3 separate regions of the Mus musculus genome follow, and all the other regions are linked to region 2. Evidence: chromatin loops called from intact Hi-C (ENCODE). Cell type or tissue: left cerebral cortex. All regions are shown on one strand. Each heading gives the region's core, and the rest is flanking DNA. Links, peaks and the distances in the headings are about the cores only.

The links. Peaks named below come from ENCODE experiments on the same cell type or tissue, not always from the same donor. Only the 100,000 strongest peaks of a DNase experiment are listed, where the experiment ranks them.
Region 1: it touches region 2 in a loop (2.1-fold over the local background); 2 of 42 quality-filtered maps call a loop at or near these places.
Region 3: it touches region 2 in a loop (2.6-fold over the local background); 5 of 42 quality-filtered maps call a loop at or near these places.

Annotation. Positions count from the first base shown.
Region 1 is chr11:75,110,869-75,121,072 of GRCm38, reverse strand. The region is part of intron 13 of Smg6 (Smg-6 homolog, nonsense mediated mRNA decay factor (C. elegans)); the gene reads right to left. Gm51907 (a long non-coding RNA gene) reads left to right here. Exons shown (of 3, transcript XR_003949714.1): 2 at 174-278; 3 at 1,341-4,717. Among named protein-coding and RNA genes, the nearest start is that of Gm51907, 16 kb to the left of the region's middle. In left cerebral cortex, for the core only: no CTCF peak of the experiment used is centred there; DNase peaks (open chromatin) are centred at 1,589, 2,765 and 4,441; H3K27ac peaks cover 2,789 bases.
Region 2 is chr11:74,988,358-74,998,561 of GRCm38, reverse strand. Smg6 (Smg-6 homolog, nonsense mediated mRNA decay factor (C. elegans)) reads right to left here. Exons shown (of 19, transcript NM_001002764.2): 10 at 8,347-8,492. Among named protein-coding and RNA genes, the nearest start is that of Srr, 68 kb to the right of the region's middle. In left cerebral cortex, for the core only: a CTCF peak has its summit at 4,237; a DNase peak (open chromatin) is centred at 5,858; H3K27ac peaks cover 1,944 bases.
Region 3 is chr11:75,075,155-75,085,358 of GRCm38, reverse strand. The region is part of intron 13 of Smg6 (Smg-6 homolog, nonsense mediated mRNA decay factor (C. elegans)); the gene reads right to left. Among named protein-coding and RNA genes, the nearest start is that of Gm51907, 52 kb to the left of the region's middle. In left cerebral cortex, for the core only: a CTCF peak has its summit at 6,084 (motif pointing left); no DNase peak of the experiment used is centred there.

The sequences.
Region 1 (10,204 bases), core at 717-8,716, 120 kb before region 2:
AGGGGAGGGGTTAAGTGCAGCCAGCCAGCATTTTACCTCACCTACCTGCACTTTTCACTGGTCATACTTTCTTGGTGGTTGCAATATCCCAATTTACTGGAAATGCTGCGATGTAGGTAAAGTAGTGAGTGCAGCAGCTAAGCACTGTAAGTACTTTTCTTTGATCATCACAGCAATCCCGGGAGGTCAGAAAAGGAAGCGGAATGGCGGAGGAAATGAACATGTACTCAGCTGGATTTGGACTCACTGAGTTGTCTTACAGTACTACCACTATGCAGGTAAGAACACAAAGTAAACAAAGATCAAAAACTTCTCAGGGTACCTGGTCTGGTTTTGTCATTCAGATTCTTTTTATTTCCTAGACAAAATATGGTAAGACTTAGTTCACCAGACAGTGAGTTGCATGGATCTAAGAAATAGCTTAGCTTTATGCTAAGCTAAGTCCTAACACAGGTTTCTTCTTGAAGGTCTTTGCATAACACATCTGATCATGGCACATATTCTGGTCTCTGCCCTGTCATGCTAGCTTTCAAAAAGATCAGCTGCCAGCATGCTCTTTACTGGAGGACAGAGGGAGGGAGGGAGGGAGGTCCTTCAGGAGCACTCTGTTAACTAAGTAAGAGAGACCTTAACCATCAACAGCTCACACTACCCTTTCTCTGGAGACTTCAGAGGAATCTACTTACAAAGGCTGTAGCTCAAAAGAGTGGAAAGGAAAAGAAACAGAGAGCCTCTGGAGGTCTCAAGTCCCACAGGAAAAACTAACTCAGTGTGAGGACAAAATTAAATGGACGTGTGATTATAACAGAAGGAAGGAGAGTGGAGAAATGGGAAAGGTAAACTTCTGCAGACCACTGCAGGCACGACAGAGGCTGAGTGTCAGAGACAGCAATAAGAAGATGATGACAGGGCAGACAGAAAGCCTCCATGGTCATGTCAAGGGAAGAGTGAGATTCTGGGTCTTGTCTCTCCACAGGATTTCCAATAGGCATCCAGCGCCCAACCCCTCCCCTAGGGCGTGCTGACAGTTGGGAATACTGCCCTTCAAGGTTACACAAGTCAGGGATCTAGACCTCTTAGAGGAGTTCATGAAGATGTTCAGTCAAGACTCAAACCACTAGCCCAAACAAACAGGACTGCCATTTCCTGTTGGGTTTCTATGCCATAAAAAGTAGGGGAGAATTGCCAACTACAAAGAGCTCTCATTGTCTTCTGTGGAAAATGGAGCATGTGGTATAGCCAGTCCAGACTGACTTGTTAATCTAACTGAGAAGTAGCTGCTCGTTGCCATAGGCTTACAGTACTGAGGATCCCTCTCTCTGTTCTTCATCTCTTGCAAGCCCTCTGCTCCCAGTCTGTGGACTTCTAGGGAAGATGACAAAATCATCTTGAACCACCACAGCAAGAGCAGTCTCAGACTCTGGCAGCTTCTTCTGGACCCTACTTTATTGTGCTGTGTTCTTGAACAGCTCTGATGGAACAAGCCATCTGTGAAGGTTATTTAACTTGGAGCTGGAAGAGGGTGAGGATGTGGAAAAAATAAACCAGGCAGCCAAAGGATGGGGCCAGAGAGAGAAGGCAGGTGGCATGTTCATGGGACTGTGTGCCAAGGCTGAGTGGGGTGGGACTGCAGAAGGAATGGTGTGGAAAGGAGGCCAGCAAGAGAAAGGCAGGAACGCCCACATCATGGTCTCTTTTCCAAAGTGGGGTTGTGTTGCTGCAAGGGCTGCAGACCCTGGCTTGGTTTCCGCTTCTAGGAAAATCCTGGGGTGTTGTGCCTGTGAGCATACCTGCTGTGCCTTCTGAAAAGTCACCTACACATAGCTCACTTTTGTGCTAGGCTTGAATGTTAGACTATAGAGTGACTTTAACAGGTTTGACAGCAAAGACACAGGCAATGGCAACAGCAAATGGGGAAAGTGTGGAAATGTATCATGGAAAGGATAGAATTACAGAAAACAGGAACTAGAATTTCATGATGATCTGGGAAGATACATGGGTCCTGTTGTATGGCAGGATTGTAACAGCTTTTTAAGGAAAGACTGCTATTAAGGGAACCCCCAAAAGCTGTTATAATTCTAAATGAAATATTTTCTCACATAAGAACACATATTGAGAAAGACCTGTATTTTTAAACCTAAACATCTCCACCTATTTTCTCATTTAATCCTTAATGAAATTTTATAGATTAACCACTGTCACCTTCATCTTTACTTTGGGGTAGGGTTTTCTTATGTAGCCAGGCTGGCCTGGAACTTAACTTACTCAAGGATGGTCTTGAGTAAACAAACAAACAAACAAACATCAGTTGTTTAATTGGGTTTTTGGCAAGAAACTCAGAACACCAAACTTGTGAGGAGTTGAGGAACACTTTGACCTTGGGCAGAATTTTCAAGTGCACAGCTTTCTCAGCAGCCTTGCAGTGCTATCATCTTGCATTTCACTCTGTCCATGTCAAAGACCCCAGCTCCCTAGCCTCTGGGCTCCCTCAGTCTTGTCTTTCTGAAGGAAGCACCAGTGAAGGGTCTGGAGATGGTTTACTTTACAGACCCCAGCTTCTGATGTTTTCTACACAGAGAAACTCTGCAGAGGGACAGACAAGTAGCAAGCCACTGCTCAGCTATGTTGGGAAGCTCATTTGGTGGAGCCCAATGAGGACACTCAGCAGCTTCCATGGAGCTCAACCTTGATCCACTGCTGTTTCTTTATTCAATCTGTGCTGTTGGCAGGGTGAGAGCAGGCTTTGCTATAGCAACCCACAATGAGTGGTGCATGTTCAGTTTGAGAAGCACATGAGAAGGACATGCGCATCTCTAACTAAACATTTTTCAGTGTCGGTTTGGTGCTACATACTGATAGGACAGAAAGAGTAAAACTCTATCAGTCTGTATAGGGAACTCCTACACAGTCTGAGTTTTTAAAATCAACAAGACAGAACTAACAGCTGTCGTGTAAGCTGAAGCCACCCTTGCTTCTAACAACACAGTCTAGATATTCAATGTGAGACCTTCTCACGATCTGGTGGCACTCCAGTTCCAATCAGGTCAAACCCAAGCTGCTGAGTAATGTATAGCTGAAAAATACACTATACATTATAAAAATGCACATTATATCTTACCTTAGGTTTCTAGATCTTTTGTTCCTTAGCCCTGTGGCCAATTTCTGGTGTCTACTTTAGAGCCATTGCCATATGTGACTCATTTGAGCTCTCTATTTAACCTTATAAATATACTTATATAAATGCCATATATTTATACATACATAATACATATACTTAACAGAGTCACAGAGATTATCAAAATCATTTGTGAAGTACACGTCCTACTGAATGCTCCAGATCATCAGCAGTGAGGCTCTGGAGCACACCCAGAAAAACCTAACATGTTTATTGCAACAGAGGAGGACGGGTAAGATACCCTACTAAAGGCAGCAAAGAAAGCAGATAGGAGAAAGATGTGCTCAAATCCAAAGCCTAGGAGTGGTCAGTTGCAACAAACTCCTCAGCCCGGTAGGGTGTTGAAGGATCAAAGGCTGGGCACAAAGGATTGTATTTACATATCAGAAAAGCATGTAACTAGTGTGTATGTGCTCCAGCCTGCATACTGCCTAGAAAGAGCTCCCATACCGATTCAACAAACATCCCATACCAATGGATTTTCAACCATTTCAAAAGCCAGAAACAGTGCATTTTTTTTTCCTGTGAAAATGAAACTTTAACTTTGTGTAAGTCAGGTATCTGTGCATCTGAAAGCTGTAGTGCCTGTCTCAAGGACTCCACAGTTTCCACAGCATAGAAAGTACAGTGGTGGTGGTGCATGCCTTTATTCCCAGCACTTAGGAGTCAGAGGAAGGCAGATCTCTGTGAGCTTGAGGTCAGCGGGTCTACCGAGTTCCAGGACAGCCCAGCTGTCAAAAAACTACACCCCATCCCATCCCCACCCCCCAAAAAAGGAAAAAATAAAGATATTTGAAGTGTTTCAGGCTGATTTCATAGTCCTAGGGTCTGCCACACGAGACCCTCTTTAGACTACACTCCCCAAACACTCTAAAGCACTTCACTGAGTACATTTATTGAATATGTGTTACACACCTGGTGTGGTATGACAGTTGCTATTTTAGGCACCAGGACCCCACCAGTGGACAAAACAATGTTCTTCTTTCATAGACTAAGAATCAAGTGTAGAGAGAGGTGGGACTTACTATAAGAAAGACAACACCGTGAGAATGTGCTAGCATCAATGTAAGATGGGCACGGAGAGGTTCTGAGATGAGATGCTATTGATCAGAATTGCACAAGTGAGCCACAGAGCAGAAAGGACCTCTGAGTGTCCTCTCTAAGCAGGTCACTGGAGTATCAGGAAGTCACACTGGTAGGTGCATACATGAAAGAAGGAAACGGTCTTTTCCAGCCCAGCTCCGTAAGAAGAGTCTATGCAGCTCACACACCCACCACGCAGCTTCTGGAAGGCTTCCATCACAGAGGAGAAGTCTATGTTGAATTTTAAGTTTGACCACAACTATTTAAACTTCCCTAGACCACAAATACAGCATCTTTTGTGGTTTTGCTGGCACCAAGTATATATTTACAAATCTCTATATGTCTGCCTTCTATTTAATCTCTTACACAAGTGGCGATGTCGTTAGCTGGACTTCACCTCTCTGCACCGGTCTAGAGAGCCCCAATCAGGTTGGTCCTTGGGGGAAGAGGATGTCTTTACAAGTAACATTCAGGGCATTCTTAGTTAAATTTTTATTACTGCATTTCTTTTTAAACGTTAGTAAAGAGTCCATTCCAAGTCTATGTTTTGTATTATAATGCAAGAATAAAAGTTATTTAAACTTTTTCCCACTAGAGTTGAGAATAAAACTTAAAGAACTTTTCTAATTAAAAAAAAAAAAAGGACAGGATCTTAATTTGTAACCTAGGCTGGCCTTGAAGTTGACACTTCCTGCTTTGGTCTCCTGAGTGTTAGGACTACAAATAGGAGCATTATGCCTTGTTAAGTAAACAAATCCTTACTTACACCAAAAAGCAACAAACAGGAAACAATAAGCAGGAAATATAAGGCATAATGAGCCTCAAACTTCTAAACTCCGCTTTATTCTCATACTAGTTCCTGACAATTATGACCCACATGAAAACTGAAAGAACATAGGAAACAGCCCCTGCTTTCCTGCTCAGCCTTTGACAAGCTGTCTTTGGCACTATAAGACCATAAAATTCTCAAATTGTTCCTTGAGTTATTATTCCTAATTCCAGGGTCAGTTATATAGCTGCCAAAAGGGGCATGTGGCATTTTTATCAAATGAAGGCAGCAGGTAGGTCATCTTAAATGGAGTGGAAAGCAATGGCCCCTTACTTCACTTTAGGCATCTGTCTCTGTCCAGTTCTTCCTTTGTCTTCCTGAGCCTTTGAGCTTTTGTCCTCACTCATAGCCTGTGTGCCTCTGTGTGTGTGTGTGTGTGTGTGTGTGTGTGTGTGTGTGTATACCAAGTAACAACATTTATATCCAACATAGAAAGACTTAAGGGAGACATCTTCATGAATCATTGGGTTTTTCCCTCCTGAGTTTTTGTTTGTTTGTTTTTTGAGACAGGGTTTCTCTGTGTGGCCCTGGCTGTCCTGGAACTCACTTTGTAAACCAGGCTGGGCTTAAACTCAGAGATCCACCTGCCTCTGCCTCCTGAGTGCTGGGATTAAAGGTGTACTCTACTATGCCTGGCTCATTTCCTTTCCTGAGTTTTAAGGGAGCATAGCAGATATACTTGTTATAAAGTAACAAGCCTATACATATAAATCCATATTAGGCAACTATGGGGATGGCTCAGGGAATAGCACTTACTATGTAAGACTGAGGGCCAGAGTTCAAATTCCCAGCACTCATGGACATGCTACAGATTCATGTAATTCAAGGACTCTGGACGGGAGGGTTAGGAGGGTTGCTGGAGCTTGTTGGCAAAGTGTTTTTAGGCCATACAAATACATTCTAAGTGAAATACCCATCTTAATAAAATGAGCAGCCACCATAAGATATTTAAACTGGAAACCTAGGAATTAATTTTTCTGCTTCTGACTTGGAAGAAGCTAAGGCACAACCTTTGGCCACCCAGAGTCACCGGATACTTTTGCCATGCTTACCAAACTTGACTTCAAGTTTTTAATGTGAGGTGGCAGATAGTAAGTCAGTCCTACACCTCTTACTGGTCTGCCCCAAGATGGATCGTCAAGACAACCAGAGACAAGATAGGTCTGCAGAAGACTGTGGAACCATTCAGAACAGACAGGCTCAGACTGAGGTAGCACCTTCTGCCTTTTTCCTGATTACTGGGGCTCACAAGGTACCACTAGGAGAGGAGGAAAACAAGAGGAAAAATGTTAAATACTAAAAAGCAGAGTCGTCTGTCTGTTTTTGTGAGAAAGGCTCTAGCTATGCAGCTTTGAATTCATGGTGCTCTTGCCTCAGCCTCCTGAGTGCTGAGATTTAAGCCTTGTAGGAGATATCACTTCTGATCAGATTGTCAACACTGCTGAACAGATTCAACACCGATCCATATCCAGAGAACTTTCTGGAATCATTGAAGAGAGTATGGAGCCTGCCTATTCTAGGGGTGGCAATTTTGATGATATATTCCCTGTATTTAACAAGCTGGTCATTCCACTGCACACTGTTGATGCCATTTTTTACATCAGGAGAGTGGTGGTCAACAAATTTTATATATATAATATTTATCTCTATATAATATATATATAATATATGGATATATTATATATTTTATATATCCATAAGCTTGTTGTTTTCTTTTTTTAAAGATGATTTTATTTATTTATTTATTTATTTATTTATTTATTTATTTATTTATTTTTTATTTATTTATTTATTATATGTAAGCACACTGTCGCTGTCTTCAGACACTCCAGAAGAGGGAGTCAGATTTCGTTACGGATGGTTGTGAGCCACCATGTGGTTGCTGGGATTTGAACTCTGGACCTTCAGAAGAGCAGTCGGGTGCTCTTACCCACTGAGCCATCTCACCAGCCCGATTTTATTTATTTTAATGTATATGAGTACACTGTAGTTGTCTTCAGACACCAGAAGAGGGTATCAGATCACATTGCAGATGGTGGTGAGCCACCATGTGATTGCTGGGAACTGAACTCAGGACCTTTGGAAGAGCAGTCAGTGCTCTTAACCACTGAGCCATCTCTCCAACCCCCAGGGAAATATTTTACTAACAACAAAAAATAAAGAAATACCTCCCTCTTGTCCTGGGGGTGGAACTCAGGACATTTAAGCATTTTAGGCAAAGACTCTACACTAAGTTACATCCATAGGAACCAGCACTGAGCTGTAATTAGAATGGTCCAATGCCTCTTCACCTTATCTCCCTTCCTGTTTTCTACTGAAATGTCTGATGAAAAGGTAAGTATACACCACAGGCAGGAATATGCTACAAGAGAAACTGCAGAGGAGACGGAATGAGGAAAAGGACCAGTAAGTTCAGCCCACCAAAGGCTTGAGAAGAACGCTCATGAGGCCTTAGCAGCAGCAACCTCCTAATAAGACCCTTAATCTGGAACAAGTAGGCCAAGAGCCAAGGTTATGCAGTTATGTGATACAGTTAGCTGGATTTGTATTAGCTATCAGAAGACAAAACTGAGGCTTTCCATGAGGCAACAAACAAATAAATGAGAGACTAAGAACACTAAACTAAACTGGGTCATCCGAGCACCTGGGAAGCAGAGGCAGACGGATCTCTGTGAGTTCCATACCAGTGTGGTCTACAGTGTGAGTTCAGGATAGTCAAGAATACACAGAGACCCTGTATCAAAAACCAAAAGCAAACATAACCACAAAAAAGATCATTTTAAAGGCAAATATACAAACCAATAAGAAAAAGACAACAAGTTAAAACATGGAATCAGAAACAGGTTTACCACAGAGAATTAGTGATTTGGCTTGCAGCACCATGAGAGAACTCAATTATCACCATTCATCAGGGAAATGCAAGTTTAAATCATGAGATTCAGGGATGGGGAGATGGCTCAGTGGTTAAAGGCATCTGCTGCTCCTCCAGAGAGTCGTTTGATTCCTAGCACCCACATCAGTTGGCTTAAATGCCTGTAACTCCAGCTCCTGGGGATATCTAACTTCCTCTTCTGGCTTCAGACATCACCCAGACATGTAGAAAGCACTCAAATACACACACTAAAAACATCAAAGAGATTCTTCTATAAACCCACTAGAAAAAATCAAATCAAATCAAATAATAAAGATTGCAAAGATGTATAGTTAAAACTCTCAAACATTGGAGCCTGTCTGAGACACTGTGCAACCACTCTGCAATCTGTGTAGCAGAGCCTACTTTAGTTAGGCCTCATTTTTTCTTTGTTTGTTTGTTTTTGGGGTGGTATTGGGAACTAAGCATAGGTTCTTTCAAATGTACTACTGAGTTATAATCCAGCCTTCTTTTTAATGTTAAGATGCAAAATTTTTAGAGCCGGGCGTGGTGGCGCACGCCTTTAATCCCAGCACTTGGGAGGCAGAGGCAGGTGGATTTCTGAGGCAGATTTCTGAGTTCGAGGACAGCCTGGTCTACAAAGTGAGTTCCAGGACAGCCAGGGCTACACAGAGAAACCCTGTCTCGAAAAACCAAAAAAAAAAAAAAAAAAAAAAGATAAAAAAGATGCAAAATTTTTATTAGTTCTTTGAAATTTTGATAAATGTATACAATGTTTATGATCATATTGTGTATGTCTGTAATTATGTGTAGGCATATGTGAGCACAGGAGCCCACAGAAGCCAAGTACTAGTATAACATGTGGCTGTGAGCTACTTGACATGGGTGCTTGAAAATGAAATCAGGTCCTCAGCGAAGAGCAGCATGTGCTCTTAATTACTGAGTCATCTCTCCAGACCCCAGTATCTTCCCTTCCACACCCCCCCCTCCTTGGTTTTTCAAGACAGGGTCTCTGTACATATAGCCCTGGCTGTCCTGGAACTCACTTTGTAGACCAAGCTGGCCTTGAACTCACAGAGATCCACCTGCCTCTGTCTCCTGCGTGCTGGGATTAAAGGCACACACTACCATAGCCTGACTTTTTCTTTCTTTTTTTTTAAAAATGCCCTTCCTTTTACATTTTTATGATTTGAGTTTTAAGACAGGATCCAAGCTGGCCTTGGCCTTCTCATCCTTCTGCTTTGGCCTCTCAAGCAGCAACGTCACACTCCTAAGCTACAGTCCTTAGCCTAGCCTATGTATACTTTATGACCTTTTTCAAAGAAAAGAGCATATAGTTAACAAAGATACAAACAGAAAAGCGTTCATGGTAGCGTTATTCATAATAGGCCCTAAACGTTAATACAAACAAATGTTCAACATAATAATAGGATACTATTAAAATATTATACACCAATGAACAATGAATATTAACATTACATGCAATAAAAATGAATGAAACTCTCATAGACTGTTGGATGAAAGAACAACTATAAAGTACATGTACATTATGATTCAACTAATATGCAGCCCAAAACCAGATACAACTAAGAGGCAGTGAATGAGGTAGAATAATGTTAAGAGAACCAATGAGAAGTGGCATAAGGGAACCCCCCGGATGTGAGACACATTCTGATCTTGATCATGGTAGCAGTTAGCATGAAGAGAATGATATAAAAGCTGAGGATACCAGGTGGTGATGTTTACATGTAACCCCAAGAACTTGGGAACCCAGGGCAGAACTGCAGGAGTTTGAAGATATCCTGGGTAGCACATACTATGAGTCAATCAACCAATCAGGCAATCAATTAACTGACCTTAAATTTACTATATTACTCTATGACAGTTATGGCTTCAATAAAAAAAGGTTAAAAATCAAACTGATTGCATTTCAATCCGTAGTAGGCAGTTATACAGAGAAAAACAATTAAAAAAAACAACCTCAGGAAATGCAGCAAATAGCAGTTAACTAGAACAGGAAAACTGAATTAGTCAAATAAATGATTTTTTTGGAGCTTTTCCTACAGAAGGAAAAAAATAGAGATGAACATAATGAAGCAAATTTTTAAAAAGGGGAACAGACATTTCTTCTATGTGACTGTACAAATGAGGTGTGTCAGGATTACAAAGGGAAGATGATATTTGGAGGAGAGAAAGATGGCAAGAGCAATGGGAATCAAGAAGGTGATAGGACAGAGCTAAAAAG
Region 2 (10,204 bases), core at 1,076-9,075:
ACAGAGCTAACTACAACAAAAGAAAGCAAATCAGAGGTTGCCCAGGGCCAGAGGTAGAGATGAGCAGATGGGCTCAACAACAATTTGGGGGATGGGGGTAGGACAGCGGTGGTAAAGAGATGGCTCAGCAGTTAAGAGCACTGGCTGCTTTTCCAAAGGTCCTGAGTTCAATTCCCAGCAACCACATGGTGGCTCACAACCATCTGTAATGGGATCTGATGCCCTCTTCTGGTATGTCTGAAGACAGCTACAGTGTACTCATAAACATAAAATAAATAATTCTTTAAAAAATATTAAAAAGGAAGAAAGAAAAAAAATCAGGTGAGCACAGTAGCCCAAACTTTTAACCCTACCACTGGAGAGGCAAAGGCAGAACAAAACGCTTGGTTCGAGGCCAGCTTAGTCTACATAATGAGTTCCAGGTCAGCCAGGATAACACAGTGAGATCCTGTCTCAAAGATCAAAATAAAGACAATAAATGTTGGCAGGGATATGAGGGATGGAGAGCCTAATGAATGCACTATTACTAGAAGTGGAAACTGGTACAGCCTTTGTGGAAATCAGTATGGACGTTCCTCAAAAAACTAGATATAGACCTACCATATACAGGCATACCACTCCTGGGCACATAACCAAAGGACTCTTTTTTTTCCTACTACAGAGACACATTTTCATCCATATTTATCACTCTTTTATTCATAATAGTTAGGACAGGCTTAAATGCTCATTAGCTGATGAACTGATAATGAAAATGTGGTACCTACATACAGTGGAATTTTATTCAGCTGTAAAGAAAAATGAAATTGGGCTAGAGAGATGGCTCAGCGGTTAAGAGCACTGACTGCTCTTCCAGAGGTCCTGAGTTCAGTTCACAGCAACCACATGGTGGCTCACAACCATCTGTAATGGGATCTGATGCCCTATTCTGGTGTGTCTGAAGACAGCTACAGTGTGTGTGTGTGTGTGTGTGTGTGTGTGTGTGTGTGTAAAATCTTTAAAAGAAAAAAGAAATCACAAAACTTCCATGTAAATTAATGGAGCTTAGAAACATTATACTCTGAGGAAACCCAACCCAAAAAGACAAATGTTCATGTTCTTACTCACATATGGGTCTTAGCTTTGAATATTAGATTTGTTTGTTTAACTTTGGAATACCTGTAGAATCCAGGAAGCTAGAAAGAAATTATTAGTGGAGAGGGAGAAAAAAAATCTTAAAAGAGGGGGGAATAGCAGAACACAGGCCAGATGAAGGAGAAGGGGGGGAATCACGGGGGGTGGGGGCGGTAAGGTGAGAGGAGGACTGGAGAGTATGACAAAGAATAAGGCTGGGGAGGAATAACTAACACTAAGGATCTTTGAAAAAGAGATATGGAAGCACATTCATATTCATTCTCTTCTGTGTTCTCTCTCTCTCCCCTCTCTCTCTCCTCCCTCTCTCTCTTTCACATAAAGTCCCTGGAGTGACCCTACAGAGCAGATTATGCTCATCACAGAAGCCAGAGGCTGTCAGGGATGGGATACCTCCTCTTGGGTTGATCAGAGGTGTCCTGGAGGCCCCCAGAATAATTCAAGTTATTGCCATTGCTCTTGTTTGGTCACCATAGCTGAATATGAGGCCCTACTGGTAAAGACACTACACACATTGGTCACAGAACATAGAGAAATAAAATTGGTATTGACTAGAAAACTCCCTTCCTGCTGGCTAGCTTTGGTACTAGAAGGTATTATATATTCTGCTGTGGGGGTGGGGGTGGGGGTGGGGGAAGTGATCAACAGCTTTAACTAGTCACAAGCCTATTGGCCTACAATTAAAGAGGCATGGCAAGATGTGCCACTGGTGTGACAGTGACAAGAATACTCTAAGGTTACCAATCACTTCCTGATTGCACTTAGTAAGTCCACAGGAGGAAACACATGCATGATACGGTAAAACTGGTCAACAACTCATAGCTGGGGAAATCACAGGCCCCAAGGGTAAACCTACTACTGTTTCTCAACTAAATGGACATAGTATTAAACTGCTCTCTAAATTCTTATGTCTATACCCACAGACATAGATTAGTGTACATCTCATACCTCATTAGAGAAGTTTCTTTGTGCACTGGAGGGTTACAAAGAAACTTACATGGGGTCAAAGTGGAGAGAATATATGTGAGTGGAGTGTTCCGTCACAAATAAGACATCTATATTACACCCTCTGTCAAGATACAAGGGGCAAGATTTAAATAAGCTGTCAGAGAGGACAACAGCAAAACAGCATCTTCTGGACATTACAGAACTACTGCACTCATGAACTCACAACAGCTGTGTGTAACTGCACAAGATTTATAAACAATCAAGGCAGTCGACAGTCTAACATAAAGAGAAAAGGGGTTTACAAACCAACCCCTAATTATCAAGGAGCCATGGACTACTGACAGCTTCTGTGGGATAAAGACTCAATTTTCTTTAAAGGTGTGGTGTTTGGTAGGTGAACCAGACTCAATGGTACAGCACTCCTAGGATTTAGGAGTCTGATTTCTGTAAATTCAAAGCTAGCAAGAGCTAGTTCCAGGACAGCAAAGGATACACAAAGAAACACTGTCTCAAATTGCAAACAACAACAAAAGATACAAAGTTGGGGGAATACGAAGGTAGAGAATAGAAACAGGAAGAGTGGGGGTAAATATGATCAAAATATAGTATATGAAATATACAAAATATAGTATTTGATATATAGTTCTTATATAAATTTAAACTTTGTAAATAATTTTTTCCTCTTGAAATAGGCCTTTATTTCTTTTTTAAAAGATGTAATTATTTTTATTTTATATGTATAGGTATTTTGCCTTCATGCATACATATGTGCACCATATATATCCCTGGTGCCATGGGTCCCCTGGAATTCGAGTTATATATAATTGTGAGCTGCCATGTGGTGCTAGGAATTGAACCTAAGTCCTCTAGAAGAGCACCCAGTGCTCTTAATCTCTGAGCCATTTCTCCAGCCCCATATACTTTTAACAAACAAAAAAGCCCCATTAAAAAGTCTAACAAACCAAGCTTTAAATATATATTTGGGGCTAGGAATTTGGCTCAATGATAAAGAGTTTACCTAGATGTGCTAGGACCTGAATTGAGTGCCAACACTGAAGAACAAGTTAAGTAAATAAATTGAGGAAAAACAATGGAAAAGGTGGCTGCAAACCTTGCTTCCAAAATTTCCCTAAACAGTATTTCTCCTTTAGTGTAAGTCTTTGGCAGAGAAAAAGATGCCAAATTGAGAATTAAATGGCAACTTAAACTAAATGCAGACTTAGCATAATCTTGTCTGCCAATGGGATATTGCACTCTTCATGATACCAACCAGCTATGGGCACTAAGACACACTGTTATCTTCAGGTAAACAAAGAGCATCTCCTTAATAGAGATGCTAAGAGTAAGCTTAATTTTATTGGCATGACTGAACTTCCTCATTTAACTTTTCACTACAGTTTCTCTTTCCTCAGCCTAAAGCAGTAGATTCATTCTGAAAACAAGAGAGACACTGGAACTCAGAACTGGAAAAAAAGGTGAGTCCCTGACCCCTCTACTTCTGTCACTCTTCTTTTCCAGAAACTTCAGCAACAGCCATATTCAGGTTGCCAAGGGAAAGGAGTCTGGCTAAACAGCCTGCCTCCCCAAGTCTAGCCCTTATGAAAGGTGGATTTCCTTTGTACAACTGTTCTGTCAAGCAGAGGGTCTGCCACGTCATACATTCTGCTTGAGTAAAAGACTTAAAAGTAACTTGGACGAGAGAACAAATTGTTCTTCCCAAAAGTCTTAGAACTTCTCAACCATAGTCACCTCCCATATATTATTAATGGCATGAAGAAGCTCATGCCTATAGGTTAAACTGTTAGTGCCAGGTAGACAGCTGTAGTTCTCAATTCCCCCAAGACACCTAGGTGTCACTTCCTCTATTTCCTGCAATTCGGGAATATTAATAACATAAAGTATGTATATGCTAGGTATAGTGGTCCATACCTGTCATCCTAGTACTCAGGAGGTGGTGTAGGAGTATTTCTTGAAACAAGCCTGGGCTACAGAATGAGATGCAGTCTCAAAAAACAGAAACCAAACCAAACCAAAAGCAAACATGAAGGATCATGAAATGAAAGCCAGTCTGACTCTGCCCAATTCTAACTCCTAGATGTTCCCTTAGAGCAAGCAACATGAACACACACACACTCACAAAGTGTCTCTTGGGTGCCCTCTTGCTGCTACTAGGGCTCTTCCGCAGGACTGAAATGGAGTCATACTCTATGAACAAATAGAGAAGGGAAAAGAAAAGGCCAGGGCACAGAAAAGGGAAGTTATTCCAATGGTGGCCAATGAGTAATATCCAGTGATTTATAGGAAATATAATCCAATAATATAGTAAAATAAAACAGTGTGCCTGAGATGGTTTTGATTTCAAAAATTATAAATCATATTTTTAAAAAGAGTGGGGGCACCGAGTGGAAGTCCAGATTGGAATAAATTGGGCACAGATGGGGGATGCAAAGAGGTTTCCATGATGCCCTACCACAAATGTTGCTTCAGTTACTTGTCCTCGAGAAACTAGTTTTATTTCCTTAAGTTACATTTTTTTTTTAAATTAAAGTTCTTGAAGTACTTGTGGTTAAATTCAACAATTTACCTTTTAGCTTCTTACCAGCTACCCAAATGGCTACTGAAGTATTAAATACTGAGATACAGGAAGAAGGCCTTTTCTCCTTTTAGGCTCTGAATGCTACAGACATTGTGACATCACTCGAGGAACCAGCCATTTAGCTACCAACTTTGAAGATTAGCCAAGCAAGGCACACAGCTTTCCTAGAGCCATGGCCTTCAACTTCTTGCATTCAACATACATGCATTCAATAAATACCTGTGTCTAATGAATACCAGCCTAAGGACCCCCAAATATCCCATCCTGACCTCAAATGTAGCTGTCTCCAATCATCTCGTAGAGAGTGCTAGGATTCCAAGCTGACTCTAATACCACAGGGGTAGGATCTTGCATAGGGCTCATGATCAAGGAAGTTAGTATCTCCAAAACCTAATGCAGGGGAGGACACCATTCTCTCTACCACAGTTTTGCCCCCCTACTTTGTCTCCTACCATATCCAAAGCTTGTAAATATTTCAAGTCTACAATAAAAGCTTATTTAAAAAGTAAATACCATAAAATGTTAGCAAGCACATTATGTATACCCTGGCCTACTGTAGTAGAAGGTAGTTCTTGAAAAGGGAACACAAAACACAAGAATGACCTATGATAGTACTGCAGGACTGGGGGCCATCAGCAAAGAACACACTTTTTAAGGAAGCTCTGTTGCTCTCCAAATCATAATTCTGACCCCACATCTATGGAAATGGCTCTGACAAGGACAAAGGATCTAACATCTTTCTGGGCTACAAGATCACCTCTGCTTCAGGCTGGAATGCTCTTCTCCAGAGAATCCAGGAACTGACATATGTAAACACCCACCCAGAAGGACATATCCAAGAGGGAATGGAAAGAAAAATGATGGTCCAGATGTTCTGTAACTTGCAATGACTGCCAAATCACCGTGGACCCAAAGCACCTGGGAGGCCAGGCTGTGTCAGGCCTTACTTCCTGGTTTCAGACAGCCAGGGTCCTGTGGCTAGGTGGTGACTGTGACAGCCTGCAGACTAGATGGGAGAGAACCCGTTAGAAGGGCACCAGCTGACAGAACTTGGGGGCTGAACACACAGAGCTTGATTTATCACTTCCTTACTCATAAAAATGTGATTCAAAGTGCTGCTGATTAGTGAAGGACTTAAATCGTTACCCTCTCCCCAGCCCTCTTCTCTCTCCACCCCCGGCACAGATGCTGCTACTCAGCCACAACACCCCCTTCTTGCCACTGTCCGTGCAAGCACAGCACAGGGGCCCAGAGAAGATGACTCATGTGCTGGGAAATGGAAAAGTGCATCTTCCCACCAACCAGCCCTGCTGAGTGCTCTGTTCACCCCTATCCCAATGGCAGCCCACACAGTGGGGTCTGGATGGCCGCCTCAGCTGCACACCGGGTACTTGGCAGCACGTCCGCAGAGCTCTGTGTCCCAGTTGAGTGTTATATCCTGTGGCCTGGGTTGTTTTTCCCTGAACCACCCTTGGAGCCTGTGACCACCTCAGCTCAGGCTCCTCTTGCCTCATGGAGGTGAGAGCCAGGGCAAGGGCAGTACAGGGAGTGGGGCTATAGGCCTTTACTTGTCATTCCTGACTAGAGGATCCACCTCATGACCAACTACAGAAAAGTGCTACAAAAGTATCTTGGCCTCAAATACGCAAGAGTCCTCTATCCTTTATCTTCCTTTCACCCATATTTTCTTTCTTTTTTTCTTTTATTGGATATTTTCTTTATTTATATTTCAAATTTTACCCCCTTCCTAGGTCTCCCCCTGCCCCCTAGAAATCTCCTATCCCATTCTCTCTCCCCCCTGCCTCTATAAGGGTGCTCCCCTACCCACCCACCAACTCCCACCTTTCCGCCCTGGCATTCCCCTACACTGGGATATCGAACCCCCTCAGGCCCAAGGGCTGTTCCTCCCACTGATATCAAACACCCTTATTTTCTTAACCTTTACTTAACAGCTACAAGAAAAAGACTCACTGGTGGTCTATGAAAGTCTAGGGTACTCCTTTCCACCAAAAGTGTTGAAACCAGGTTCTTTATATTCACATCTATAGAGACCATATGTCAGTTGTTGCTGAACTGTGTGTCCCAGCTCTCCAGCTCACACGGCAGTGGTGGCTTGGGTAGGAAAGCAGAAAATGAATACAGGGGCAACTGGAGGCCCTACTTACAGAGCCCATTGAGCAGACAGTGTTACTATGTAGTTCTGGCTAGTCAGGAACTCGATAAGTAGACCAAAATTAAAGGCATGTGCCACCACACCCTGAGAGCTTCATTCTTGGTAGCAAAATTTCCCTCCCTTTAGGACTGCACAGCCTCACTAGGGCAGCATTTTACAAACTTATTTATTTCCTTCTCCTTAGAAATCAGTGCTGTCCCTTAAGGCTCCAGGCCTCTGGCAACCCCACCTCAGCAAACAGCCACCTCAGCAAAAAATTGGCTAAGTTGTGAAGGCTCCTAAGCCTCTGTATCTTGCCCATTGCTGAACATTTTGGATGCTGTATAAGTCAACCTGATGAGGAAATGTCTTCCAGGACTGATATGATTGAAAACCCAGGCAGACCAGCTAAGAAGCTCCTCAAATCCCAAGAGAAGCCCTGTCCATAGGGAAAGTTCGGCAGGCTCACTCATTACGGAAGTTCCCTAGCAGCAGCAAGTTGAACATAGATCCTAATATGGACAGGAAGGGAAGCAGATCAAGTGCAGGTGAGAGGAGAAATTTCTGAGAAAAGGTGAACTGAAGAGCCAGTGGCACTGTCCAGAGACATTACATCTGCTTTGTGACACAGTCTCCATGGGGCAATTCCTACTTCCTGGCACTGCAGATAAGAATCTGAGCAAACATTCCCTGTTGATGCTCTGGAATGACTCCTTGGCAACATGGTGTAAAGAAACACAAAATAATGTCACTCAGACTACATATTTCTACCAAGTCAAACCACATCAGCCTTACCTAAGTGAGGAAGAGGGAGGGGAAGGGATCCTAGAAACATCCTTCAAATGCAGCATGGTCATCAGAACATTTTAAAATTCTGCCAATCTGCCCTTCCCTCCTGGCCTCCCGCCTCATACGGGGGTGTGGGGAGAAGTGTTCAGAAAAACACTTCAGAACGCATACCAGTACACTGGCCAGATTCTGGGCCTGGTGGGTTTTGTGCTTCCAGATTTGAGTCACCAAAGCTCATCAATTCTCTGTTCTTACTCTCTGGCAGGGTCCCATAAGGGATATCCCATAGGGAACTAGACTTTTCCATATTGAACAAACAGGGTACACGAGTCCAGAAACAGCAATGCCTAATCCCTGCCAAGCATACGGTCTCTGGAATGAAACATTTCAGCAATGCCTCTCTCTTGGGAGAAGTCCTGGGTATGCAGCCTCTAAGAGGCCTTGCTGCTGCCATTAGCATAGCCAGATGTGCAAAAGCATCTCTGGATTTTTAAATTAAACTTTATATTTACAAATCTCTCCTTAATATCCCAACCAAGCACTATAGAGTCTTACAGAATTTAGAGACTAAAATAAAGATCTAAGAAGCAATAGAAGGGAGAGGTGTGTGTGTGTGTGTGTGTGTTGTGTGTTGTGTGTTGTGTGTCTGTGTGTGTGGAGATGGGGTTAGTGATAAGGTAGCAAAGATACTAAATTCAACTCTGTCTAGATGGAGAAATTAGATTTCCCTTACCTTTCAACTGGGAGTTATGCACGGCAAACATGTTGATGGTCATAAGCTGCAGCATACGGGTACTTCCAATAGGAGATGGGCTATGCTGCAGCAATACTTGGAACTCCTTAAGGACCTTCTCAGCCACTGCAGGGAATGTCTCCATCCTACAAATATGGGGATTCCATTATTGAGGCACATTCTTAAAGGCACTCAGAAGAACAATTCCCCTCTCCCAAGCACACAACTAATACCTAGGAAGTTTCTTTCCTACTTATTCCACAGTTTTGCACATATAGAAGAAAAAAGAAAAATATTCAAAGCTTAGAGATAAAAACAACTCAATTACTGGATAAATAGCTGTTGTAAGTTATTATACTTTATTTAGCAGGCTATTTCTTAGCACAGCCCACCCCCCATATTAAATGGATTCAAACTGATAAGAGTTTCTGTTTGAAACAGATTTTCTAGACAGTGAGAATATTTCCTTTAAATTTTAGTACCTACACCATCCCTAAGTCTCCTTTATGAAAACTGTGCTCCGTAAAAGGAATCTAATCACAAAAAAACTTTCTTTACTTAAAGAATTACTTCAGAAACAAGACATGGTAGATCATGCCTGTAAACCCAGCACTTGAATGGCTGAGGCAGGAGGATCTCAAGTTCAATTAGCCAAAGATACACAGCAATAGCTTGTCTAAAATTTAAAAACAAAAAGAACGAAAAGGAAAGAGCAATGCTCTGCCTTCTTAGGCACTATCACACTCACTGCCTACCCATGGGTCCCAAACTCTCCCTTGAAGGACGCCTAACCTAGGGTTCCCAATGGTCTGTTTCTAGCCTTTCCTGGGCTGCTCTCCTCCCTTTCACAAGCCTCTGCTCATCGGGTCTGTATGTTTTCAGACCAGTGGAAATACAATGCCCTGGCCAACTGCCACTCCCAATACAGGAAGAGCCTGTAATGTAGGGAGGCAGAAATCCAGCCAGTGACCTAGGGCTTCTAAGGAGAGGTCATTCAAACCAGTGCTTGCCAAATGTGGCCACTGGATCCTAAACAGTGGTGCATGCCTGGAGCTCCTTTGGCAACAAGGAGTAAACCACAGCTGAAATCCTCTGAAATAAAAAGCAAACTCAAACTTGGTGCTACAGAGAGAAACCAGGCACACAGGCCTTAGGGCTATGCTGAACAATTCGTGGTCAGCAAAATATCTTTTACCACCCCCCACCCTACCCCATCAAATTGCTTGTGGTACTCTGAGGGGTGCAGTGGGGAACAGCTCTAGGCTGGATTAATAAATAGCTTCTGGAAAGTCAAGGCAGACAATCCTTCTCAAATCCTGGGAAAAGGTGGTGTGAGTTTTGCTCCAACCTTAATCTTTATCGTTAAATAGCATCCTTCCCTGATAAGAAAACCTCAGAGCTTTATCAAACCTTGGCAATCTTTATACCTTTCCTTTGGATGGTAACTTGTACTGCTGACCCTCTGGTGCCCAGAAGTCATGGCTCAGCTACAAGCCAATCACAGTTTACTCTAGTCTGCCTCTGCTTAAGTGTCCTCATTTTTACTGGCCCAAAACATGCCATGCGTTTACTTTCCGAGACCCCTATGCCATTTTAAGTGCCTGCCCCAAATCAAAACAAAGCAAAACAAAACAAAGCAAAAATTGTTTCCCTCTAAAAATCTTCAGAGCTGCTAAAACTCTTGATAGACTAGGAATGGCAGGGAGTGATGTTTGTGGCTGGATTGGATCCATTTTTCCCCGTGGGCTCTAACAAAGGTTTCATTTTCAATCCTGACACTGTGCAGCACTCTCTCTAGATGGAGGTGGGGAGGGGGCGAGTACTTCTCATTACAAGAAGAGCAGAGTTCACTCTGCAA
Region 3 (10,204 bases), core at 1,091-9,090, 87 kb before region 2:
CCCAGCTTTGGATAAACAGTAAATTACAAGCCCACTTTGGTCTTAAGAAAACAAAACAGGATCTGTAGACTCTTGTTATCATGCCAGCTCAGGAAGCATGACGTTATAGTCAGTACTTTGGCTGTGTCAATAAAGACAATCCTTCAAAGTATCCTACGGGGCTAGAGAGATGGCTCAGTGGGTAAGAACATGTACTGTCCTTACAGAGGACCAGAGTTCAACTCCCAGCACCCACATCAGGCAGCTTACAACTGCTTGTAACTCGAGCATCCAAAGGATGCTCCTAACTTTGGATACATGCACATATACACATACACTTTTATTAATAATAAAAATATTTAAAAACACATCAAACCAACCAACCAACCAACCAACCAACCAACCAACCAACCAAAGTATCCTACCATAGTACAAAGGCAAAAGACATCATTAAGCATTTTGTATCTTAAACTCCTCACATAAAAGTGGAGGAATTGCCAGGCGGTGGTGACGCATGCCTTTAATCACAGCACTTGGGAGGCAGAGGCAGGCTGATTTCTGAGTTCGAGGCCAGCCTGGTCTACAAAGTGAGTGCCAGGACAGCCAGGGCTACACAGAGAAACCCTGTCTCGAAAAACAAAAACAAACAAACAAAAAAATGTGGAGGAATTAGAAAAGAGTGTGGTAGCACACACATAATCTTAGCACTCAGAGGCAGATGTATTTCTCTGTGAGTTCAAGGCCAGCCTGGTCTATGTAGTGATTTCTAACAAGCAGGGTTACAAGTGAGATTCTGTCTCAAAATTAACAAAACAACTTCCCCCAACCCAAACCTAACCAAACAGTAATAATAATAATAATAATAATAAACAAACCTGGTAGGATTAGATTATAGTTGTAGATCATATAGACCTGTATTGAAATTCCAATACTGTTCCTCAGTAGATGTGTAGCTTGCACAGGTCACTTTATAAGCTTTAGTTTCCTCACTCCATAAATGGAGATAATGATGTCACCTCTTCCCAGGCAAAAGGAAACAATTTGGGGCTAAGGGTACATACAGCTCAGTAGCAGAACCCACTTGTGTACTTGGGGTTCTAGATCCCACCATCACTGATGGGAAGTAAAAAGGAAGCTGAGTCTCTGTGGCACAAGCTTGCAATCCTAGAACACAGGAGGCTAAGGCAGGAAAGAGGTTCGTGAGTTTACTACCAGTTTAGGTTACATGGTAAGCTCTTGTCTCAAAACAAACCAGAAAAGCAGAGAAAAAAAATCATCGGCCGGGCGTGGTGGCGCACGCCTTTAATCCCAGCACTCGGGAGGCAGAGGCAGGCGGATTTCTGAGTTCGAGGCCAGCCTGGTCTACAAAGTGAGTTCCAGGACAGCCAGGGCTATAAAGAGAAACCCTGTCTCGAAAAACCAAAAAAAAAAAAAAAAAAAAAAAAATCATCAAGGTGTTTAAGAAGGAAGGTAGAACATAGTGAAGATATAATCTCACCGTGGCTATTATTATTACTAGCACTACTATCATCACCATCACTGAAAATGCTCATGAGCCAAGAAAACTAGAGGGTTTGCATTATGTGTTTCCTTAAATAAGCTTTTAGGAAAATTCAGAAAGTCAAAAAAATAAAAAAAGTACAAAGACCTTTGCAGTTTTTCAAAAATCAGTATCCCACTTGAAAGTAACCCAGAAGAGGCAAGGAACTATGATGTGGGGGGTGGGATGGACTGGGAGATGGCTCAGGGGGTATAGAAGCCAACTGAGCTCTGGTGCTATGCCCCAGCTGTGCTGTGGGTTGGGAGGCAGAGACAGGAGAACTGTGCAAGGTCACAGGTCACATCTTCTGAAGTATGCAGCTCAGCCACAGAAGCAAAAGTTCTCTGCCTCGGAACTGACCCCTGAAGGCCAGTCTCTGACAGCCAATGTGTACCTCACTCTCACTCTCACACAAATAATGCATAAAAAAATTTAAATTTATGTTTAATAAATCAAATGCAAAGGAGATACCTGTTTTCCCTTTTGGTGGCAGCACTTGAATTTACCTAAGAGTACTCATGTAGTTCCAAAAATAGGCCATGCACACACAGATAATTTGTTCTCTGCATTGAGAACATTGCTTAGCCAGGCATGGTGGTACATGCTGGCAATCCAAGTCCTTGTTAAGTAGATGCAGGAGGATTAACAGTCCAAGGTAATCATCAGTCTATAAAAGGCCAGTAGGGGCTGTATGAGACTGCCTCAAAGTGACAAAAGCAAAACAACAACAAAATACTCCCCTTCCCCCATAAAAAAACTCAAGCAAAACGAAACCCAAACCCATTAACCCATTGTTTGATATAAGAAAGAAAGGAAATCTCTATGATAAAGTCTTAATGAAGCCCCCATTTTCCTCCAAAATTTTCCAAAGAAAAATATAGATAGACTTTGGACCAGCAGCCATATAAAGAAGTGTCATTCCTCGCTATCCATTCTCAGCTCAACTAGGCGTCCGTATGGACACTGTGAGTTATGGAGTGGAGACTCACCTTGAATTTGAACCAGTACAGATTCTAACTTTCTGCATCTGTTCCTGAGGTGAATGATGCTCATCCAAATCTTTACTGTGTTTCATGTCTTTTAGTTACTTATATCCTCTCTCCCTCCCTACATATATATTTGATGCAAAGAAACAGTAGTATAAATGAGTGCAGAATATATAACTAAATGAGTACAGAATATATAACTAAGAAAAACAATGTGTGTGGAAGCACACAGTTCCAAACCAACAAAGTTACATGTCACTGAAACCCGGTGAAGTGTGTGAAAAGCATGAAAACGGTATAAAATATTCACTTCATGTCCAAGTCCATGCTATCTACACCTCTAACCAAAGCTGCTCTGACTCTGTGGTTATACTGCAGGGGAAAACTCTATCAAGGATGTGACCCTTGACTGAGCTCAGGGGAGACAACTCTACACTGGGTGATGAAGAGATAGGAAGATGTACATCAGCTGTGCTCTGCTTTCCTCACCTACTGAAGAGACCTTGCTTCAGCTCCGATAAGGTGTTCTATTAACAGTGGACTTAAAGGGCCAGAATGATATTATCTATTATCTATAGCATTTTCATCAATGTTTACAAGGTATTTTCACAAATCTGATCTTCTTTTATCCATACAGAGAGCTATTTGAGTTGGGTAGGACCACTATAACTTTTCTTGTTTCACTGAAAAAGATAAAGGAGTCCAAAGAGGCTATATGAATTGCCTGAAGCCACACAAGTTGCCTATAGTAGGAGTTGATTGAAAGTCATACTTGCACTTTACTTCAGAGGGGGGAAATGTTCAGATAATCCAAGGCCAATCAAATGAGAAAGATTTATTTTATTTTAAATTACATACCCATGTGCATGTTTATATGCATGAGTGTGCTGGTGCCCAAAAGAGGCCAGAAGAGGGCGTCATGTTCTCTAGAGCTGGATTTACAGGTGGTTGTAAGCTGCCCTATATATGGGTGCTGGGAACAAATGGTTCTGTGCAAGAGAAGTAATTGCTCCTAACTATTTAGCCATCTTTCTGGCTTCAGATATATTAAACAAGGGCTAGAGGTATAGCTTGGTAGGAAAGCATTAATTTAACATATGCTAGGCCCTGCTTGATTTATAGGAAGCACACAAAAATACATGAACCTACATAATGGCTCACAACCATCCTTAACTCCAGTTCCAGGGTATCCAATGCGCTCTTTTGACCTCCATAGGCACCAGGTACATATGTGGTGCACATACATATACACAGGTAGAACACATAAAACAAACAAACAAACATACAAACAAATAAATCTATCTACCCTGTGTTGACCAACAGGTGAACAGCTAAACAAAGTGTGGTACATACCTATAATGAAGTAATTTGGTCTTTAAAAAAGTTAAGAATGGCCGGGCGTGGTGGCGCACGCCTTTAATCCCAGCACTTGGGAGGCAGAGGCAGGCAGATTTCTGAGTTCGAGGCCATCCTGGTCTACAGAGTGAGTTCCAGGACAGCCAGGGCTACACAGAGAAACCCTGTCTTGAAAAAATAAAAAAAAAAAATTAGGAAATTCTTACATATTCCACAATGAGGATTAATCCTGAAAACATACTAAGTGAAATAAGCCAGTCACAAAAAGAGAAATCTAGAGTTCATAGCATAGTCAAATTTAAGGAGAGAAAAATGTAGAAGGGTAGTTTCCAAGGGCAGGAAGTTGAGGGGATGAGGAATGGGTGCAGAGATGCCAATGGAAAAGATGAAAAGGTCCTGGAGATGATGGCGATAATGTCCAACAATGAAAACATACTTAATGCTGCAGAACCTCAGGTTTTAAAAATGGTTAAAATGCTACATTTAATGTTATATATGTTTTACCACAAATAAATAAAACAAGATGGACATACTTTGAAGAACTAGACTAACCAGATGTGGTGACATATATGCTTAATCCCAGCACTCGGGGTGTAGAGGTAAGAGGATCTCTATGAGTTCAAGGCTGGCCTGGTCTACATAGAGAGTTCCAGGCTAGCCAAGGCTACAGAGTGAGACCAAACAAACAAACAAACAAAAACCCAACTAAGCAATAAACAAAGAATTAGAATAATTACAGGAAATCTTTCTTTTAGCTCCTTAGCCTCTTGAACTGTCTGGTACAGGCATTTCACAGCTTCCAGTATTGATTTAAAACAAACAAACAAACAAACCAAGCAAGCAAGCCATCAATGAACATGGGATTCCCTATGAGTCTAGGACATCTGAAGCCTTGGAAACAGGCTTGTGGGTTCTCCTGGATAATGTGGTCTGATTCTCAATGTCAAAGGTCAGCTCTGTTTGCATAAGACCCAGAGTTAAAGGGAGGAACCATAAGGGGCTCTTTCAGTTGTCAGTCTATAGGAATGCTGTAGGAAACAGCTCTTTTGGAAGACTAGAAATGGCCTTATATAAAAATGTAAGCCAATGGTAAAACATCAACTGGCTTTTAATGTTCTCAGAGATGACCCAGGCATACCCAGAACTACCTGTTTTTTGTTTTGTTTTGAGAAAAGGTCTCACTGTGGAATTCATATAGACCAGACTGCCTTGAACTCACAGAGATCCACATGCTTCTGCCTCCTGAATGCTGGGACTAAAGGTATATGTTACCTCATCTAACACGAACTCTCTTTTCTTTAATATTCAATTTAGTTTGAAGACTTGGAAGGATATAGATTGGATTGTGACAGGAATGTCTTCTTTGGCCTACTGTACTAAGGGTCTAATATCAAAGTGCTGGATGGCTACTGCTTGATGATTTCTACTGTGTTCATTGATATCAATAAAACAAAAACTAAAAAACAAAAAACAAAAAACCCAGGGAGATGGATCAGTTTGTAAAGAGACTGCCACACAATCATTGGGACCAGCGTTTAATCCCAAACACTCACGTCTAAAGCCTGGTACAGTGGCAAGTGTTCTCAGTCTCAGCACTGGGGAGGCAGAGAGAGGCCCTCAAGCTTGTGGGCCAGCCAGCCCCAGGTCCCAGGTGAGAGCTCTTGTCTCAAAAAATAAGGTGAACACCACACTAGTTGACTTCTGGCCTTTGCATGCATGCATGAGTTCGGGCATGCACACATGCATATACACAGGGAAGAGAGAAAATAAGAGAAGTGTGGGGGGGTGAGGGGGAGAAAGGGAGGGAGGGAAGGAAGAAAGGAAGGAAAGGGAAAAGAAAAAAAGGAAAAGAAAAAAGCCCCGTCCCCCCAATAAAGAAACACTGCAGTCAGGGGCTCGTAATTAATCTCTCAGCTGCTTCTATTACTGTGGTCTTTGAAACACAGGTGGAAGTGATCACCTACAACTCTGATGGCTATCTTCCGTCATTCCTTATATTGCTGCTCTCTGAATCACACAAAGGCGAATATGAAAGATGTTTCCCTGTATGTCTAGTAAGACATGTTTTAAAAAAATAAAGAAAAGGGGTAGAGGGAGCTGGAGAGACGGCTGAGTGGTTAAGAATATGTACAGCTCTTTCAGAGGACCCGAGTTCAATTTCCAGCTTCATGCCAGGAGGCTCACAACTGCATCCAACTCTAACTCCAAGGGGTCTTGATGCCCGCCCTCTGCTGGTGTCTATGGGTACCTCACACTTGTGGCACAGAATCAGAGCACACACACACACACACACACACGCATGTGCATGCAAGCATGTGTACACACAAATGAATACCTACCTTTAAAAAGATTCAAAATGACTGGTCTGATTAGAATAATTATTTTGAAGCCACTTAATATCTGTTCCCTCAATTCTCAAGCCCAGATCTCACTCGAGTGTAGAAGTTTTTGTTTTTGTTTTCTTTTAGATATCTATAACGCAGCTATGATACTTGCCTTCCACCTTTACCTGAACATTTGTTTCCTCCAGAGGGCTTCTCCCTCAAGTGAGATGTGTAAGGCTTCTGTAGATGCTGGGGAACAAGATGGAACAAAAATGCTTCACACCTGGCTCCCAAATTACAGGAACGCTGGAGTGGAGCCAACATAAGCTGGCACAGCACCAGCTGAAATGGACATCAATTAATGAGCCTGTCATCTTTCAAGACTACAGGTTTTGTTTCTTCCCTCCTCAATCTGCACTGTTCCACAACCCAGCCAGGGTACCCCTGGTAGGGTGTTCCAGATGGGATCGTTTCCCTCAGATTTCACACTTGCAGATTTACTGCACAATTTGTTTTTAACCCTCCCTATGTTTTTTAAAACAAGGTGATTACTCCATGTTGCAGTTTTCTTCTATTGAATTTATTTGTTCTTAGTAAAAAGAGGAAATTGTGCCTTCAAAAGAAGAAAAAGAAAGCTCAGAGCTGCCCAGAAGCAGATGCCTTGTTTACTAAAAGGCATTCTAAATAACTCAGATTAGTGAAGGGTCAGAAATTCTTCTCTGTGTACATCATTTCTACTGAAGTCAAAGGCCAGAGAGCCTTGACCAAACAACATTACCCTGGAGAAAGGAACAGTCCTCTGGGTTCTTAGGCAGGCTGTGTCAGTGACCCACTTCATACACAAAAAGGGAAAAGAAATTCTGCTAGAGGCAAGTGCTGTGTTAGAAAAATTTGTCAACAGGGACCAGCAATTAAAAAGTGACAGGATTCACCTGTAGTTATAGCACACACCTGTAATCCTCAGGAAGCTATAAGGTGAGAGGATCATAAGTTGAAACCAGCCTGGACAAACAAAAAAGCAACAAAATTTCACATAGCATCTTCCCTTCTCTTTTGTTCTATGGGCAGAATACGTTTTTCTATGCCAAACCTAAATGGGTTGCTCTGTGGAAAGACTTTCAAGGAACATGAAAGAATCTCTGGTAAATATTGCATCCACATTTAATGTACATTCTGAGAACTGAACTCAGCTGCCTCAGGGGCTTTCTAGTACTGCCATTTGTTCTCTTACAAAGCCCATGTGGCAGTGTCCGGACTAAGCTCAGCTGATGCTTGTTTCCCCTCCACAAAGCAGGTGGCTCCCTGAAAGTGTCACTTTAGGGCTTAGGAGTGATGACTACCACAAACAACTTCATTCTGGGACATACTCAAACAAGAAGACTGCCCGTCCGTTCTGTTTTCTAAAACTGCCAAGGCCTCAGTGGGTCTGGAGTTGATGGCAACAGAGCCAGGCTGAACTCAGTTAAGAGTCCAGAATCAACATCAGAAGTAGGGGCAGGAACTAGGGAGTGGTTGAAAGCTTCAGGGGTCTGGTCTGTACAACTCAATCTCAACCTCCCTTCTCCCCTAAAATTGTAACTCTAAAAGTTGTAAACTCTTTCCAAAGGGGTGCTCCTTGCACACATCTGCTGACTAAGGTCTCAATCTCCTTACTTTCCTCTACCTCCATGTCTCAAGATTGAGTCAGTCTAAACAATCTCTGAAGTAAAGGACATACCAGAGCATGAGATAATATTTACAATACATATTTATGTGACAAAAGACCTTTATCTAAAACATATGAAGAATCTTTACATCTTAGTAAGAGGGCTGGGTTTGTAACACTTGCTTAGCATACAGGGAACTCTGGATTTGATCCCCAGTACTGCATACACCAGACACTGTAGCACATGACTTTAGTTCTAGCACTTGGGAAGTAGAAGCAAAAGGATCAGAAATTCATGGTCAACCTTGGCTACATTGTAAGTTCCAGGACAGTCTTAGCTACATTAGATCATTCCTCAAAACAGACTTCGTAAACAAATCAACCACCTTTAACTCCTCATCTTCCTGCCTCTGTCTCCCAAGTACTGATGTTATAGTTGTGTGCCACTAAGACCAACCACCAACAATCTATTTAAAGAATAGGCAAAAGATGTAATCAGACAATTCAGCAAAGAAGACATACAAGCAGCAAATAAACACATGAAACAATGCTCAATATCCTTAGCCATGAGAAAAGTGCAAATTAAAACCATGTATGAGATACCTATCACAATGATTTGAAGAAAAACGAAACAACAACAAAACAACAAAACCCTTCAAATAACCTGATGGTGCCAAGTCCTGATGATGACACAGAACCACACTGCATATATATGGATCTATCTATCTATCTATCTATCTATCTATCTGGTTATAGAATAGTATAGCCACTTTGGAAAAGAGTTGAACAGTTACATTAACCACCGGTTCCATTGCTAGGTATTCATTTAAGAGAAATGAAAACTTAAAACTTACTCATAAATACTTACAGTTGTTCTATCCATGATTACTGAAAACTACATACAGCCCAAATATTCACTAATTGGTGAATGGATAAACAAACTGTGGTATATCTATACAATGCTTGGCAATAACAGAAAGAGTTACAGACAAAGGTAGCGACCTGGATGAATCTCAAATGCATTATATATCATATGTAAGAAGCCAGACTCAAAGCCATATATTGTTATGATCTTGCTTAACGACAGTCTAGAAAAGGCAGAGTAATAAGGAAAAAAAGCAGAAAAATTGCCTGGGGGCAGGATGCAAGGACCAGGGTTGCATGCATGAGGGAATTTTTTGGGGTGATATAAAACACTTTATATTTATGTTGTGATAGTTACACAACCATGGGTGTTTGTCAAACTATAAATCAGGGCTAGCAAGACAGTTCAGCAGGTCAAAGTACTTGATGTGCAAGCCTCAGGACCTCAGAGTTCCATCCCAGAACCCATGGCGAAAGGAGCGAACTGACTGACTCCTGAAGTTGTCTTTTGACACAAACACGTAAGCACACACATATGTATGCAAGAATGCATGAATTAAAATGCAAAATTAAAATTGAGCCGGTCGTGGTGGCGCACGCCTTTAATCCCAGCACTTGGGAGGCAGAGGCAGGCGAATTTCTGAGTTCAAGGCCAGCCTGGTCTACAAAGTGAGTTCCAGGATAGCCAGAACTATACAGAGAAACCCTGTCTCGAAAAACCAAAAAAAAAAAAAAAAAAAAAAAACTGAATTGGAAGAAGAGGGAACAAAACAAAAACCCTACAACTGTGACTAACAATTTGGTCCCTGGGGGAAAGGGATAAACTAAGGAGGTGACTCCATTCTGAGGGTGTACATTCTGAGGATATGCACCAGCAGCTTACAGAGCTAGTGTAACTGCTACACCCTGAGAGTAAAGGGAGTAGTAAACCAGAATCAGCTTTCTATTAAAATAAAAGGAATGTTATGCTCCTTAATTTTCATTGTTACAGAGAGAAAACAACCTCCACTATGGAGATAAAAAGATACTAAGTCCCAGTCTGATCGTCCTCCTTCATTTCCTGTTTCTTTTGGGCAGCAGTCTCTGCTTCTGCAAACAACAGTTATGTGTAAGCAGAAATCACCAGGGAAGTCAGAGGCCTAGCCTTGAATGGTCTAATGTGTACAGAACCTAATAAAAACAAATCTCACACATATTTAATAAACAAACACCTGTTAAGTAATAATTAAATGTATACTTGAAGAAATACCATGTTTTTTAGGAAGTGAAACAAAGTATCTGCAATGACAGGTTGTTTTTGTTTTTTGTTTTGTTCACCAAAGTTTCACAAAATTAAGGCTGGTCTTAAACTCACTACATAGCAGAAGCTGGTCTACCTCCACCTCCCAAGTGGTGGGACTACAGGTAAGCACCACCAAACTTGATTCTATATATACCAAAGTTATTCATATCATTGGTCTATGAAATGATGGGAATAAGCAGCCCAAATTCAATAGTTTGAAAGAAAAAT